Linked DNA regions of Homo sapiens: region 2 is linked to region 1. A link is a loop called in an ENCODE intact Hi-C map of the cell type or tissue named here. Cell type or tissue: sigmoid colon. All regions are shown on one strand. Each heading gives the region's core, and the rest is flanking DNA. Links, peaks and the distances in the headings are about the cores only. Region 1 has its middle 19 kb from the start of LINC00917. Region 2 has its middle 75 kb from the start of FENDRR.

What was found. Hi-C counts contacts between places; a loop is a spot of excess contacts. Peaks named below come from ENCODE experiments on the same cell type or tissue, not always from the same donor. Only the 100,000 strongest peaks of a DNase experiment are listed, where the experiment ranks them.
Region 2: a loop joins it to region 1, with 4 times the contacts of the local background. A loop is called at or near these places in 4 of 110 quality-filtered maps.

Annotation. Positions count from the first base shown.
Region 1 is chr16:86,361,394-86,368,659 of GRCh38, forward strand. No RefSeq gene overlaps it. Among named protein-coding and RNA genes, the nearest start is that of LINC00917, 19 kb to the left of the region's middle. RefSeq lists an enhancer at 6,779-6,948. In sigmoid colon, for the core only: no CTCF peak of the experiment used is centred there; DNase peaks (open chromatin) are centred at 1,828, 3,068, 3,458 and 4,360; H3K4me3 peaks cover 544 bases; H3K27ac peaks cover 844 bases.
Region 2 is chr16:86,429,851-86,437,116 of GRCh38, forward strand. It overlaps the pseudogene LOC401864. Among named protein-coding and RNA genes, the nearest start is that of FENDRR, 75 kb to the right of the region's middle. RefSeq lists a silencer at 3,444-3,673. In sigmoid colon, for the core only: no CTCF peak of the experiment used is centred there; DNase peaks (open chromatin) are centred at 1,869, 2,414 and 2,971; H3K4me3 peaks cover 501 bases; H3K27ac peaks cover 2,507 bases.

The DNA of each region.
Region 1 (7,266 bases), core at 1,041-6,040:
ATTTCTAGGAATTTATTAGGGAAAAAACCATAAATGTGAAAATTGATTTGCATACAAAGATGTTCATTGCAGCAAAAGTCATTGGAAATAACCCAGAGTATTTCTGAGACAATGTCCTCCCTGTTGCTACCTCTATTTATCCATCCCCACTTCCCCCATCTTCTGTGTGCTTTGCTTCTGGTGACCTGCACCTGTGACTCTCTTTGAAGTCCTGTTCTTGAGCTATAGGGGCTGCTTCACTCGTAGATGCACAGGAGGCTCCTCGGACCTTGAGACCCTCCTGAGTGGCCCTGGCCAGTGACTGACGAGGGCAGGGCCAATAAAGCCCCAGCTGCCTTAAGAACAATGAGCAATGCTGCCGAAAAAGGCTCCGGCTGGGACCGTGCCTGAAATGGCAACTGCTCAGCTTGTCCTTCTCTGTCCTGCTTCCACTGCTCCCTCACTCATCTCTCTGGGAAGTCTTTCTTCCTTGATAAGCCACCCACATGTGGATCCTTATATCATGGTCTGCCTCTACAGAACTGATTTTAGACTGTTTAAACTAAGCAATGCCAGTGGTAATCAGATGTTCTTTCTTTGGTCACCAACTGTCCCCTAACGTGGTTGAAGTCTATAGAAAGCCATCTAAAGCACCCTGAGGATGACACAGTGGTTTGTATTTAGAGGCAATGCTGTGAATAAAACATTTATTTTCAGACTGGTGAATTACTTTGCTTCTGTAGTCTACCCTTTAAATATCTGACTCTTTTCTTTTTTTGTTTGAGACAGGGTCTTGCTCTGTCACCCAGGCTGGAGTGCAGTGGCGCAATCTCAGCTCACAGCAGCCTCAACCTCCTGGGCTCAAGCGATTCTCCCACCTCAGTCTCCCAAGTAGCTGGGACTACAGACATGTGCCACCATGCCCAGCTAATTTTTTAATTCTTTTTGTAGAGATGGGGTCTTGCTATGTTGCCCTGGCTGGTCTCAAACTCCTGGGCTCAAGCAGCCCTCCTGCCTTAGCCTCCCAGATTGCTGGGATTACAGGTGTGAGCCACCATACCCAGCCTGTCCATTTTCAAAACAATTCTCAGCTTGCTTCACATCGCTGAAATTATTGATTATCCACACAACATTTATTCTTCCCTTATTTCTTATTAACAGAGCCAAGTTTTAATGGGCATCTAAAAAACTACATTTCCCAATCTCCCTTGCAAATAGGTATAATCATGTGACGCCATTAGAGCCAACTGGCTGTACGCATCATTGCCCCTAGAGTCAAACAGAATCTGTTCATTTGACCTTCACTTACTCCCGTCTTTCCACCTGGAGCAGGGATGGGCTGGTGGAGATGTCGCCACCATCTTGACACCATGAGGTAACAATAAAAGAAAGTTAGAGAAAATGGAAAAGATCTCGACTCTGACAGCGTTGTATTGAACCAATGCTATTTACTGCAGCCTTAGGATTTCTCAGCACTTGAGAAAAAAAAAACTCGTACCAACTGTGTTCAAGCCACCAACTGGTGGGGGTGGGGTGAGGTCGGGGGGTTCTGTTAGTGGCACCCAAATGTGATTCTTTGATATACTCCATCACATCAAGGGAAGGTTCTGATGGCCAACTTTCCAGAACAGACCCTTTTTTGGGCTTTTTATGCACCCACAAAACCCACTTTCAGAAATGCCATTCTTCCTCTAATCAGACAAAGAATGTTCCAGCTTCCTAGGGACCCACAGGCTGTTGGAAGAATTCCATGTCTCTCTCTGTCATCAGCATGCTCCAGCCCCTGCCTGGAAGGGTCTGAAATGACAGCCTTTAACTCACCACGCTGGTGAGGAAACATTCCCTGTCTACCACATGTAATCCCAGCAGGAAGACGAAAACTGGCATCCAACGTGGCCTGTGTACTCAGAGAAAAAGAATTTATAGGAAACAGAATCTACCTCTTGCTCAACCCCTAGAACAAAAACCCAGTGCTTAATCAGATTATTATAGCAAATATGCCACAACAGGGACTCGTTAAATGAATTTGGATACCTTTCTATGATGGAAAACTATTCATTTACAATGAGGCCATAAAATACTTAATGCATGTTAAAATGTTCACAGCATATTGAGTGGGATGAAGGGTTACAAATAGCCATGTAGAATACAGATTTTAAGTACACACAATATACAAAACAGAAAAAAAGTACTAAAAGGGAGTTGTATTCAACATTTAATAGGCATTTTTCTTTAGCGGGATTATACGTGATACCTACCTTCATTGTTTGTTGCCTGGATAAAAGAAAGAACAACGTGATCAGTAAGCTGTAACCCTCTGTATTTTGTACTCAGATTAATGGATCTGATTTCAGTTGTAAAGAGGTCAGCTGGGTCCCTGGCAAATTTTATCTTCCACCATTATCCAAACAAAATTGGCTAAATATACTTTTAACAACAGGGCTCTATGGGTGCCACATGTCCACCCCCACCCCACCCCACCCACCACCTTTTTTTTGGGAAAATCCCCGTTTGCAGAAGGTTTTCATCCTGACACGCTCAGTAAAAACATAACTGGACACGGCTGCTTGCTCATCAATCCAACTGGCTCCTCTAAGCCATTCAGAAGAGTGGTTTTTACTTCTTCAGCTCAAACCATTAGGGAAGCATTTATAGAGCACCAGATGTTTGCTTCCTCTGAGGGTATCCAGAAAGTCCTCAAGGCTGCTGGCTTCTTTTTTGCTCCTGCAGGGAAGAAAACTAACTTCCAAGGAGGAGAAGGAGGACTGAGGGCAAACTCACGATGATCATAAGTAGGATCTTTCCAAAAAGTTCCAGAACTATCTGAAAACGATGCCCATGCATCTCAATAAATCAGAGTCTCTTTTAATGAGACTGGCAGCCCTGTGCCTATTTTTAAAAGTTTATGACCCTGAATTTGCGAGGAAAAGCAGCCAGGCATTGCCCGGAGCTGTGCAGAGCGAAGCATTTTAAGTTTCCATCTCACTCCTGAGAGGCAATCCATCATGATAAGGAGGGGCAGGGAGGGAAGGAGCTGAGCTCCCTGCAGCCTCCCGCCTGGCGTAGCTGTTTAAGTGGCAGGCACTGCAAGCCCAGTCCATTAACCAAAAAAGGGTGCTGCGCCTGAGCTATTTCTAGCTCCCTGCCAAGGCTCAGAGAGGCACAGACCTGTGGATTCCTGCACAGTGAAGTGTCCCGCCTGGCATCATCTGACATAGGCTTTCTCCCCCGACACCAAGAGCTGGAACAACCTTGTTCAGAGAAACACAAATAAGTACAAGAACGGCCTTATTGGGTCTCGTTATTAGGTATGAGTCTCCTGTGGCTGCTGTAACCACCAAAAACCAAGGGAGCTCCAAACGATAGAAATGTATTCTCTCCCGGTTCTGGAGAGCAGAAGTCTCAAATCAGGGTGTGGGCAGAGCTGTGCTCCCTCTGGACGCCTTTTCCCTCTTCCAGCATCTGTTGGCTGCTGGCGCCCCTTGGCACGTGGTGCATCGCTCCAGTCTGGGCTCTGTCTTCCTGGCATGCTCTCCTGGTCTTCTCTCTGTGTGTCTCTGATCTTCGGGTTTAGTGGCTGCCTGGATAACCTGGGATGATCTCATCTTGAGATTCTTAATTTCATTACATCTGCAAAGACTCTTTATCCAAATAAGGTCAGCTTCACGGGTTCTAGGTTTAGGACATGGAGGTATCTTTCTGGAGGCTGCCATTCTCTCCACTATATCCAAACAGGTGTCCATCTCTTTCCAGGAAGCACTCCAACTCATAATTCCAGGGCATGACCCAGTGATCCCAAGTTCAGCCACCCACCCACCCCCAGGTGACATCATCCACACCTCCGGGTACCAGTGGCAGCCTCTCCACTCTTGCCCTCAGAGTCCCTGGGTCCCACAGATTCGCATGAGTCTTAGACCCGTTAAGAGCAGGGACTCTGAAGTCAGCCTTCAGTTCCAGTCCTGGTTCTACCATTTATGTTACCTGGGCCTCAGTTTCTTCCTCTGTAAAGTAGGCATAATCAGAGTGCCTATTCCCTAGGACTATTGTGAAAATTTAAAAAGCTGCTATTCATAAAAAACAGGGCCGGCACCCACTCAATAAATGCGGCCTTGAACTTGAATTCTTCCATGTCTTGATTTGGGGTTCTAGATTCTCGACCTTTCAACATCAAGTCTAAGAGAGCTAGCCCGTGCTCCTTGGTGGATCAAAGATGGGTTCATGTTCCAGAGCAACAACATCTCAAACCACTGAAATCCACAGAGCCCTTCGTTCCAATGTATTTCCACAACACCGCATACATCAAGCAGATAAACAGAGGCGTAGCTGTGGCAGCAGCTGCTGTGGGGAGGGTGCGGCAGAGCCTGGACCTCCCAAGAGGCTTTTCTGTCCGTAGGCAGCTGGGTGCCAGGGTCCACGGCCTGTTGAGGTGAAGCAGGCCAGGAGGGGGCCTTCACAGTTTATTCTGCCACAGAGCAGCAATTATTTCTTATTTCCTTGCCCCATCTTTCCTCAAATATTCCAAGTCCATGTAGAAAGCCCACCTTAGCTCACAAACCATCAAGAAAAGTAAAGGCGAAGGAACTAGACAGAGAAAGATTTCACATATTTGTTTTTTTGAAAAACCCCACATGTTCATTGTAGGAAATTTGGAAACCACAGTCAAGCACTTAAACTGAAACAAAAATCAGACGCGGCAGTGATGGTTCAGTCGCCTCCGTCCCGCCTTCCGCAAATAACCTCAGCGTGTCTGTAAAGTCAAAGGTTGTTATTATTTACACTTGAATTTACTTCAAATGGTCATAGTTTTTCTAGATCACCAAATAAAACGCTTAATTTTTAAATCATGACACACGTACTTCCTCGTAAACTGTTTGTCCTATAATTATGTTTTGCAAACACTTCTGACAACTTTAAATATTTTTTTCTTTCTTTTAGAGGAGAGGCAGGGGTCTCGCTATGTTGCCTAGGCTGGTCTCAAACTCCTGGCCTCAAGTGATCCACCCACCTTGGCTTCCCAAAGGGCTGAGATTACAGGCGTGAGCCACCACGCCCAGCTAAATATTTTAAGAACATAATTTCTCACCATACAAAGCATTTACTTGCGGATATGGCCCATCCTTTATTTGCCCAATTACTGTTTACTAGTTATTTATGTAATTGCCATTTTTAGGACACACACACACACACACACACACACACATTTAATGTTGTAATAAATCTATCTATCTCTCTATCTGTAAATATTTGCAGAACCTCTGAGTATTTCCTTTGAACCAATTCCTACAAATATGATTATTTTTGAAGACATGCACTTTTTAAGGCATTTGATACCCTTTGCCAAATTGCCCTCCAAAAAGATTGTAACAATTTACAATTTTACCAGCAATATATGATAAGAGTACTTTTCTCAAACGTTTCCTATTGAATACTGTAATTTTTAAAAACTTAGCCAATTTGGCAGACAAAAAAGAAAGAACATCTGTGTCTCTGTGTGTTTTCTTGTTATTGTAGATGATTAGTTTTCTATGTTAGTTGGCCAGTGGGATTTCTTCTTTTATAAATTGCTTGATAATACTTTTTGCCCTTCACCTCTTAGGGTGATCGACTTTATCTTCCTGATTTTCAAGGGTCATCTGCATTTTAAGGACAGTGATTTGCCTTATCCCTTCATTACAATAGGTCTCTTAGCCTTCCAAAGGCCAATGAGAAAGTTAGACCATCTTTCAAGGATGTTGGTAACATTTTCCCCAATTTGTTGTTTACTTTCTAATTTTGTGATGGATTCATAAAAGGATTTTACATAGTCCAATATGTTAATCTTTTTCTTTATGATTTCTTTCTCTACCTATAAAATTCAAAAGGTATGCAAAATCCACTTTTTCCCACCTGAGGTGGAAAAATCTAGTAAAGATTAAGACTGAGTAAAACCACGTTAATCCAGGAATGAAATAAATGAATGAGATAACATCATAACCCATGCTAGAAAAAGAAAGTTCAACTTGGCTTTTAGATTCCAGTTGAGTTCAGGCTTTGTGTTTTGTTTATTAACTCTCTTTTCCTGAATAATGAATCTATGTTTAAAAAATGCCTTCTCAGATTTGCTTGGTACGGCAGCTGAAATTGTTATTCTAATGTAACAAGGGATTTCTTTCCTCTCCTCCCTCCTAATCAGGGTATCTCTTTAAGCATATCCACATGGAGGTTTTCATAGCTCAGTCCCAGATAAAGGAAAGAAACACATAACTGCTTAAATCCTTAAACTGCTTTCCCGTAATTGGGAATCAGAGGCCAAATGCCCTGACACATTTGGGCGATAGTCTTCGCCTTATAGGGGTCTTGCTTAAGCTCTTTGTAAAGTGGGTGCCAAAATCACCTTATTGTACTAGGATCCCAGCTACAACCTCATGCCCTTACTCCCAAGGGCTCGGTTTCCAGGTTAAGGTGCTGCACATCTGCTCCCCTTTTCCAGGGAGTGTTTCCAGGGAGTGAGACTGTGTTTACATTTGTAGAGACTCATTTATCACTAAACGCTGAACCTCTTCCAGGTCAGTGCGTAACACACGTGCATGCTCTCAAATCACCGGGGACTTTGTGAAAATGCAGATTTCCAGGCTGCATCTCTGATGATGCTGCTTCAAAGGGGCTCGGGGGAGCACAGGCATCTGCATTTTCAACAGTACCCTCACGAGCTGCTGCTGCTGCTGGTTCATGCGCTACCTTTTGAGAACTCCCTTCCCAGGCCAAACCCTTCATCTCAGAGTGGAGGAGAAGTCAACCAAAAGTGGGAAAATCTGCTTTTAGATTCTCGCCCCAAGAATCCGAGGCCAAATCCAGGCTTGTTGTCTGGATTCTAATTTCCAACCCAACCCTCCCAGGACCCTGCCTTCATGTGGGAAATCCTCCGAATCCCACCCTGCATTGCTGCAGAGTGTCCGATTTTCCCAAATTCTTCGTTCGTGGGTCCCCGTCCAGAACGGCCATGGCGTCAGGTGGTATATTGGCCTCCTGTGTCTGCTGCAACAGAAATGTATTCTCCCAGTTCTGGAGGCCGGAAGTCCAAAGTCAGGGTGCCAGCAGGGCAGAGCCCCCTCTGAAGGCTTGTCAACTTCTGGCTGTTGGTGGCAGTCCCCGGCTTTCCTTGGCTCGCAGCTTTACGACCTCCGTGTCTGCCTCCATCATCACCAGCCTCCCTGCTGTCAGTCTCCTGACTTTCTCCTCTGTGTGTCTCTGCCTGTCCCTCTCCTCTTCTTCTATGCACACCAGTCATTGAACTAGGGCCCTCCTGGC
Region 2 (7,266 bases), core at 1,069-6,068, 68 kb after region 1:
TCTCCATTGTTTCCCAAGCCTACTCCCTGAGTGTCTGTCCAAACTCATCTTAACTTGATGACAGCTGCTCGATGACACCTTTTCGGAAAGTAAGGTCACATCCCCAGCTACAGAGGGTTACGACTAGGATCTACCCTTCTGGGGGTCACAAGCAGCCCACAACAAAGGGAGGTGCATAGGTACGTGCATAGGGAGGTGCTCGGCAGCCCAGGAGAGCTGCCGTGAGTGTGGTCAACTGTGGCCTTCCTGCTTACCTGTTTATTTTTGCCTGCCCTAACAATCAAGACGCCAGCAAGAAATCGATGTCCCTCTTACATGGTGACTTGGAAAGAGTTTCATATGAGGACAATTTACAGAAGACAGCAACAAGGGTGGTACAGCTCTCCTCCCCCTGCAAAACATAAACAGCAGGGAGCAGAGACCACCACCATGACTGAGGGGTTGGTGGGGGAGTTACTGGAACCCCAGACACAAAGAGGCCCAGTGGAGAGGGGCCTGTCCAACAGGAGCTGTGGCCTTCTTCAGAGGGACACAGCCAGCCTATGTACAAGTCTGTAGCAAGGCCAGTGACTACCCAGCTTCTCTCCCCACCTCCCTCGCATCTCTTGCTGTATCTTGATTTGGCTGAACTCAACAAGATGCCAGGGCAAAGGAGCCTGATTAATACGATGCAGGGGAGTCCACGTTACAATCTCTGAGGGCACAGAGGGAAAAGGAAGGAGAGGCAGACACAGGGAGCAGCTGGAAAGTGTCCAGTGCATCCACCCAGCACCCAAAACACCCTGCCCAAACGTCTGTGGTGCCAAATGCTCAGTGTGCAAGCTCCCCAGCAGTGGGGGCGTAGCAAGTGACAACCACTGGCGTGCACTTGGACATTGGAGTCTGGACTCGTGTGGCCAAGAAGCTGGAAGAGAGGAGAACCACTTCTGGAGATGGTGCTCCTGACAGCTTCACTGCACCCGCTCCCTGGGGTGCCAATGGCCGCAGCGCAGGGGGCTGGGGCTCATGCTGTGGCCTCCGAGCCCAGCTCTGGTGGTGGAAGCTGCACCCCACCAGCCTGATTCTATGCTTTCATTTCCCAGGCTCTCATTTCCACATCTTAAAGCCTTCTGGAAATTCTGTAAGCTTTTCAGTATCCCTTTCCAAATTCCTTTGCTGCTGAGTAAGGCAGAATGAGTGTCTGTTGCTCCAACCAAGAGCCCTCTGTGATACTGAGCAGGGGCAGCAGTCAGGGTCCTGGAAGGAAAGAGGCAGCACCCTTGGCTGGCGATCTGGAGAGCCTTTAATGAAGGGACCAGTTACAGAGGCTCACACAGGTGAAGACAGCCAGAGACAAGCCTTTAATGAAGGGACCAGTTACAGAGGCTCACACAGGTGAAGACAGCCAGAGACAAGCCTTTAATGAAGGGACCAGTTACAGAGGCTCACACAGGTGAAGACAGCCAGAGACAAGCCACGGCGGGATGCCATGGCCAGCCTGAGACTAGAGAGGGCAAGGGGAGCTTGGAAGCATCAGAGATACGGAAGAGAGGAGCTGTGGTGAGAGAAGGACAGGGCCACCGGCAGGAGGAAGAAATGGCCTGACATCTCTCGTCCTGCACACCACTCTGCTGAAGGCACCTCCCGCAGCTGAACCCAACCGGAAGCCAGGGAGAGGATGAGGGGGTTCAGGCTCTGTCGTCTCCAGAGTTCAGAGGTGGACAGAGAAGACTGGCACTGGAGCTGGGGAGCACAGTGAAGGGTAGCCAGCCCCAAGGAAGGCCAGGGGCATGGGCGCAGGGCCCACTGCAGGCCTGGGCACTATCGAGACACGTTCTCCACGCGACCTCATTGAATCTTGACGGTGGCCCTGCTGAACAGCCTTGGAGGTGGGCTGACGGGATGCAGCCCCGGGGCCGGTCTGACTCAGCACCAGAGTGGCAGCTACCTCACTTGAGCCCACAGCAGCCCTGCTGGCTGAGCAGGGCAGACGCACTGTTACTGTTTTCACCATGAAGCAAATGGGCTCAAAGAGGTTAAGTTGGTGTCTTGAGTATGTATATATGCGCAGGGGCTCACTGCTGTAACAAGCAACCCCAGGTTTCAGGAGCTTCACCTGACTCATGCTCCTCTCTCGGCACAGAATGTGGGGCAGTAGGGTGGGTGGTTGGCTCCATGGAGCCATTCGAGAGTCCAGGACCCGTTTTCTAGGTCTTGGAGTTTCTTTCCCTGGAGCTCAGTGTCCGGCCAGTAGACAGAAAAAAGAAATCATAGCAAATGGCAGGAGAAGTTTCAGGGGCAGCTGGCACTCTTTCCCATGTCCGCTGGCCAGAGCTCAGTCTCGGGTCCTGCCTGGCTTCCCGGGGTGGGAGATGAAGTCGGCCTGTTGCCGCGAGGGAGGGAGCTACGTGCATAGGGAGGTGCTCGGGCTGCTCTGCAGGGCACCCCCGAGGCGGGCCCGTGGCAGGCCGCACGGAATACAGAACCCTGTCGCTGGGAAGGGTGAGGGTCAGAGGTGGGAGACGGGGTGGGGAGGGGAGCAGTGCCCACTGTGCACACCTTAGAACCTTGGCCAGGGTTTTGGAAGCCATTGAAGGGAGTGGTGTCAGCTTGCCTGAGGGTCCTCAGCTAGTTAGGCACAACCCGGGGCCCCAAGCCGAGCTGGGAATTTTAGCTCTTGGAGCTCTGCCTCCGCCACACCGTGCACCCTGCACGGAAAGCTCGGAAATCACCCCAGCTTTCCTAGACGGTGTCTGCTACCTCTCACATCTTCCAGGCTTTGGATCTCATTCCCTTCCCCCAAGCCTAATGCATCATGCTTGCCCTTATGAAATTTCCCGGGAGCACTGTGAGACTCTGGGATCCAGAGGGCTCCAAGTTTGGGGTAGGCAGAGCCCTTCGCCTGCCCTGCGTGAGTCCAGCCCACAGTTTCTAGGAGACGCCAGGGAACATACCGCAGGCAAGTCGCCGCAGAGCTGGCTGCAAGACAGGCGGCCTTACAAATTGCTCTGTTAAACCTAAAAGCTCCAGCAATCCCAGGGATTACGAGGCGCCCTGGCGAGGCCTTGTTAGGACCGGCCTCCGGGAGAACACGGAGGGTATTTACATTTGTTGAAGGGCTCATTTTCGTGAAGGATGACAGGGCCTCGGCCCCAGAGGATCATGTGTGCATGGGCTTTTTATTTCCAGCAAACACTCAAACTCTCAAGGGTCAGATACAGTGCAAGGCAGAAATCATGCTCAGCTGCAGGCAGGGATGTGGCCGTGTGCTGACCCAGTGCCCTGGAGCCAAGGGGTTTCTTCAGTTCTGGTTTCCGTGAGCTTGGCAAAGGTGACACCTGTATCAGATACCTCGTCTCTACTACTAGATCACCGCAGTCTCACCTGCGGTCTTTGGCTCCTTACTCTAGGCACCACTATGGCAGCCAGACCTTCATGGTTCCAAACACATTCTGCAAAGCACCTTACTGTGTCCACGCTGGACATAGTCCTCCTCCCACTCTGGGGACTTCCTGTCACCTTGGAGGCCGTGGATGCTGTGGCACCTGCCCAGTGCCCAGCCACGCACCAACAGGAAAGACTTCATGCATCATAGAGTAGATAATTGGCCGATGGGCAGCATGAACCAGTGGGCAAATTGTTCTCTTCTCTCCTCCTTGGATGGTTGTCCTGAGAAGCAGTTGTCTATATGGATTTTTGGAAGAGTCCCCTAAAACTGTGCAATCAATTGCTCCTAATACCAAGTGCTGGCCAGTTCAGTATTGAACCCTCCCTGGGATTCCACCCCCTAATCCAATGGCAGAACATTAGGTTTGCCTTGACTTCGGTTTTCTGGGGAACATGCACTCATATACGCACTCTGTACACACACACTTGCACATGTATGGAAATGGCGATTGATCCTTTCTTGATCCCAATAAGTCATGGGATCTCTCTTTTCTTCCCACACAATGATTAACAACAACAATGTCATGGTCATCACTATCTATCATTTATAGAGCTCTGTGGCAGAGACCAGCAACTCGTTCTCCAAATCATTTTCCTTTTCCTCCGAGGAACACAGCCATCCACATTTCCCAACCTCCCTTGCAGTTAGGGGGAAATGAGTGATTGAGTTGTGGCCAATGACAAGTGACAAAAGTGATATTGACCACTTCCGGGCCTGATCCATCAAAATCTAGCATGCCAGCTCCCATCCTCCATCCTCTCCACCTGCTGAATTAAGAGGTCTCCCGATACCTGGGAGGAGGAGAGCCTCCCATGAGAACCAACCAGCTGGGAAAATCAGTGCTGCACTGTTATGTAATGAAGAAAAAACTTGCTGCGTATGGAGCCTCTGACACGTGGGGATTAGGGTTTGCAATGAGAAAACCATCCTCATAAGTGTGACTTGCCTGGTTTTGCCTCAGTGGACTTCTATGCACTACCTCATTTAATCTTTTTGTTTGTTTGTTTTTTAGACAGAGTCTCACTCTGTTGCCCAAGCTGGAGTGCAATGATGTGATCTCGGCTCACTGCAACCTCTACCTTGTGGGTTCAAGTGGTTCTCCTGCCTCAGCCTCCAGAGTAGCTGGGATTACAGGTGCCTCCCACCACACCCAGCTAATTTTTTGTATTTTTAGTAGAGACAGGGTTTCACCATGTTGGGTAGGCTGGTTTTGAACTCCTGAACTCAGGTGATCCGCCCGCCCCGGCCTCCCAAAATGTTCGGATTACAGGTGTGAGCCACTGCACCTGCCCTAATCTTTTTTAAATTCTGTACTTTATTAGTGAAGTATGTTGCTCTACCTGCCCCACCCCACAATACGAATCTCACCCAGGATCCCCATCCTTTTCCCTCATTCCCCCTTCCCCCTCGACACCCCTGCACAAGTGCACCAGGAGTCCCTGACCACTGGCCATTTGGAGTGTGTCCATTGGGTAGCAATGTGGAAACCCCCAGGGCCGGTGTGAAAACCCTCCGGGCCTTTGTGGGGAACATGGAGGGGGCCGAGGGAGTCCTAGGAGGGGCTTATTTGAGGGTCCTGGCCACTTGCTTGCAGACCAGTTTGATCTCCTCATCATGTGGACAGGTAGGGGTGAATTCTTCCCAGGCATAGGCACTGCCCAAGCACCGATGCCATCCCCGGAAGGTCTCAGGGATGGGGAAGCCCTGGTACTTCTCACAGTCCACCTGGACTATGCAGAGCTTTGACAACAGGCTGCACTCAACCAGGGAGAGCTCGTTGCCATCGAGAAACCTCTTCTGAGAGATGCCCTCATCTTCAGCACTGCTGTCATCCACTTCTTCTGGGAAGGGGGATGTTGAGTAACTGTCTAAAACCTTCAGGGCTCTCAGGAGCCCCTTGTCCAGAGTATCGTTGAGTCCTGCATTTGAACTTGATGTAGGCAGAAAAGTCGGCAAATACATCCAGCCCAGCTGTGTTTGACTCAGGATTTAGAGCTCTTAGCTTGGGGTACCTGCAGGGGAACAGCACTGCCTCCAGAAATTCCTCAATCTTTTGGGTGTCTATGTGTGCTTCCATGCCACGCAGCAGGAACAGGAGCTGCCCTTCTGGGCACAGCTTCTGCACTGTCACGGTCTACCTCTTGGTGTCAATGGTGGTGATGTTGAAAGTGACTCCTTTGAGCCAGAGCACCATGAACAGTCTCTAGAAGAAGGGGCAGTTCCTGGCCAAGCGCGGTGGCTCACGCCTATAATCCCAGCACTTTGGGAGGCCGAGGTGGGTGGATCACCTGAGGTCGGGAGTTCGAGACCAGCCTCGCCAACATGGAGAAACCCCGTCTCTACTAAAAATACAAAATTAGCTGGGCGTGGTGGTGCGTGCCTGTAATCCCAGCTACTCGAGACGCTGAGGCAGGAGAATCGTTTGAACCCGGGAGGCAGAGGTTGCAGTGAACCGAGATCGTGCCATTGCACTCCAGCCTGGGCAACAAAAGTGAAATTTTGTCTCAATTAAAAAAAAAAAAAAAAAAAGAAGGGGCAGTTCCCAGTCTTGGCTCCATCACTGCCAGCCTTCAAGAGCAATTTCACCTGTGGTTGTTCTTCAGCCATGGTTGCATCAGGGCCCATTTAATCTTCACAAAGAAAGTACAATTATCATTGCAACTGGCCTGGTGCTGAGATTGAGACTCGAAGAGATCACAGTACTTAGAAGCTCACATAATTAGCAAACGGAGGGGATCTCTCAAAATTTTAAGCTAACTAGAACTCTTGCCATCATGAAACATGTCCACCTCCACTTTATAGATGAAGAGACTAAAGTCCATAGAAGACCAATGACCAGTTGAGGTACCACTCAGTTTGCTAGCATGCCAATGGGCAGTTCTCTAGACCCCCAATCTCCTAAGCCATCATGGACTGACAAGTGTCTTCATAGTCCTTTGCTGTCTTTCCCAGAGAAGGAGGCAAATTATCCATTTAGAGGAAGCAATGATCAAAGAAATAAATCAGTCGTATCCAATAACTTGGTGTTGAGTCTGATAGACACTGGGCAGAGAAGCAATCGTGTTGCAATGCAGGGAATAGACAGGGTTGGAAGTGGCCCCTCTGCTAACCAGCTATGTGACTTGGAACAAGTGACTTAGCCTCTCTCTGTCTCTAGGACCTCATTTGTAAAATGAAGCTAGTAATGTCACCTGCCCAAAACAATTGTTGGATAGTTTCTAACAAAGTTTTTTGCACTACCCCGTGTAGCTAGCACATGTTAAGCCCTCAAACATTAGCTGTTATTTTATTTCACTATGTGGTCAGTCCAAGGCTACCCACATTTGCCAGCTCATCCTATGTCTGCCTAGTCTCTCTCTCTCTTTTTTTTTTTGTCCCTCCAAAGTATTTATCTCACTTTCCTGCCTCACAAATCCATGGCCACACACTGACTCCCCTCCCCCCTCATTAAACCAGGCTTTCAGGAAAAGATCTAATATCAGTCAGATAATGTAAACCATCGAGATACCTCGCCTGGGGAGCTTTGCTAGTTCAGCCTAAGCTTTCAGTGAAGGTGCAAGCAACAGAGCTTCCTGGGACAGGGATTTGGAGTCTGAGCTGGCAGGCGTGGGGCAGATGCAGAGGATGGAGAACCCCTGCGGCAGTGCCCAGGTGGATGTCCTCTCCCACTCCCTGCTCGGATGCCCTGGACTATGTATCATTTAGGCACTTGGATCTGAGTCACCAGATGGCAGGGATGGCTTCAGCCTTCTCTCTGAGCCAAACTGAAAGCTCATAATATCCACCCCAGCTTGGCTTTGTGGTTTTCTGTTTTGCTCATTCCCAAAACAAGGTCCTCC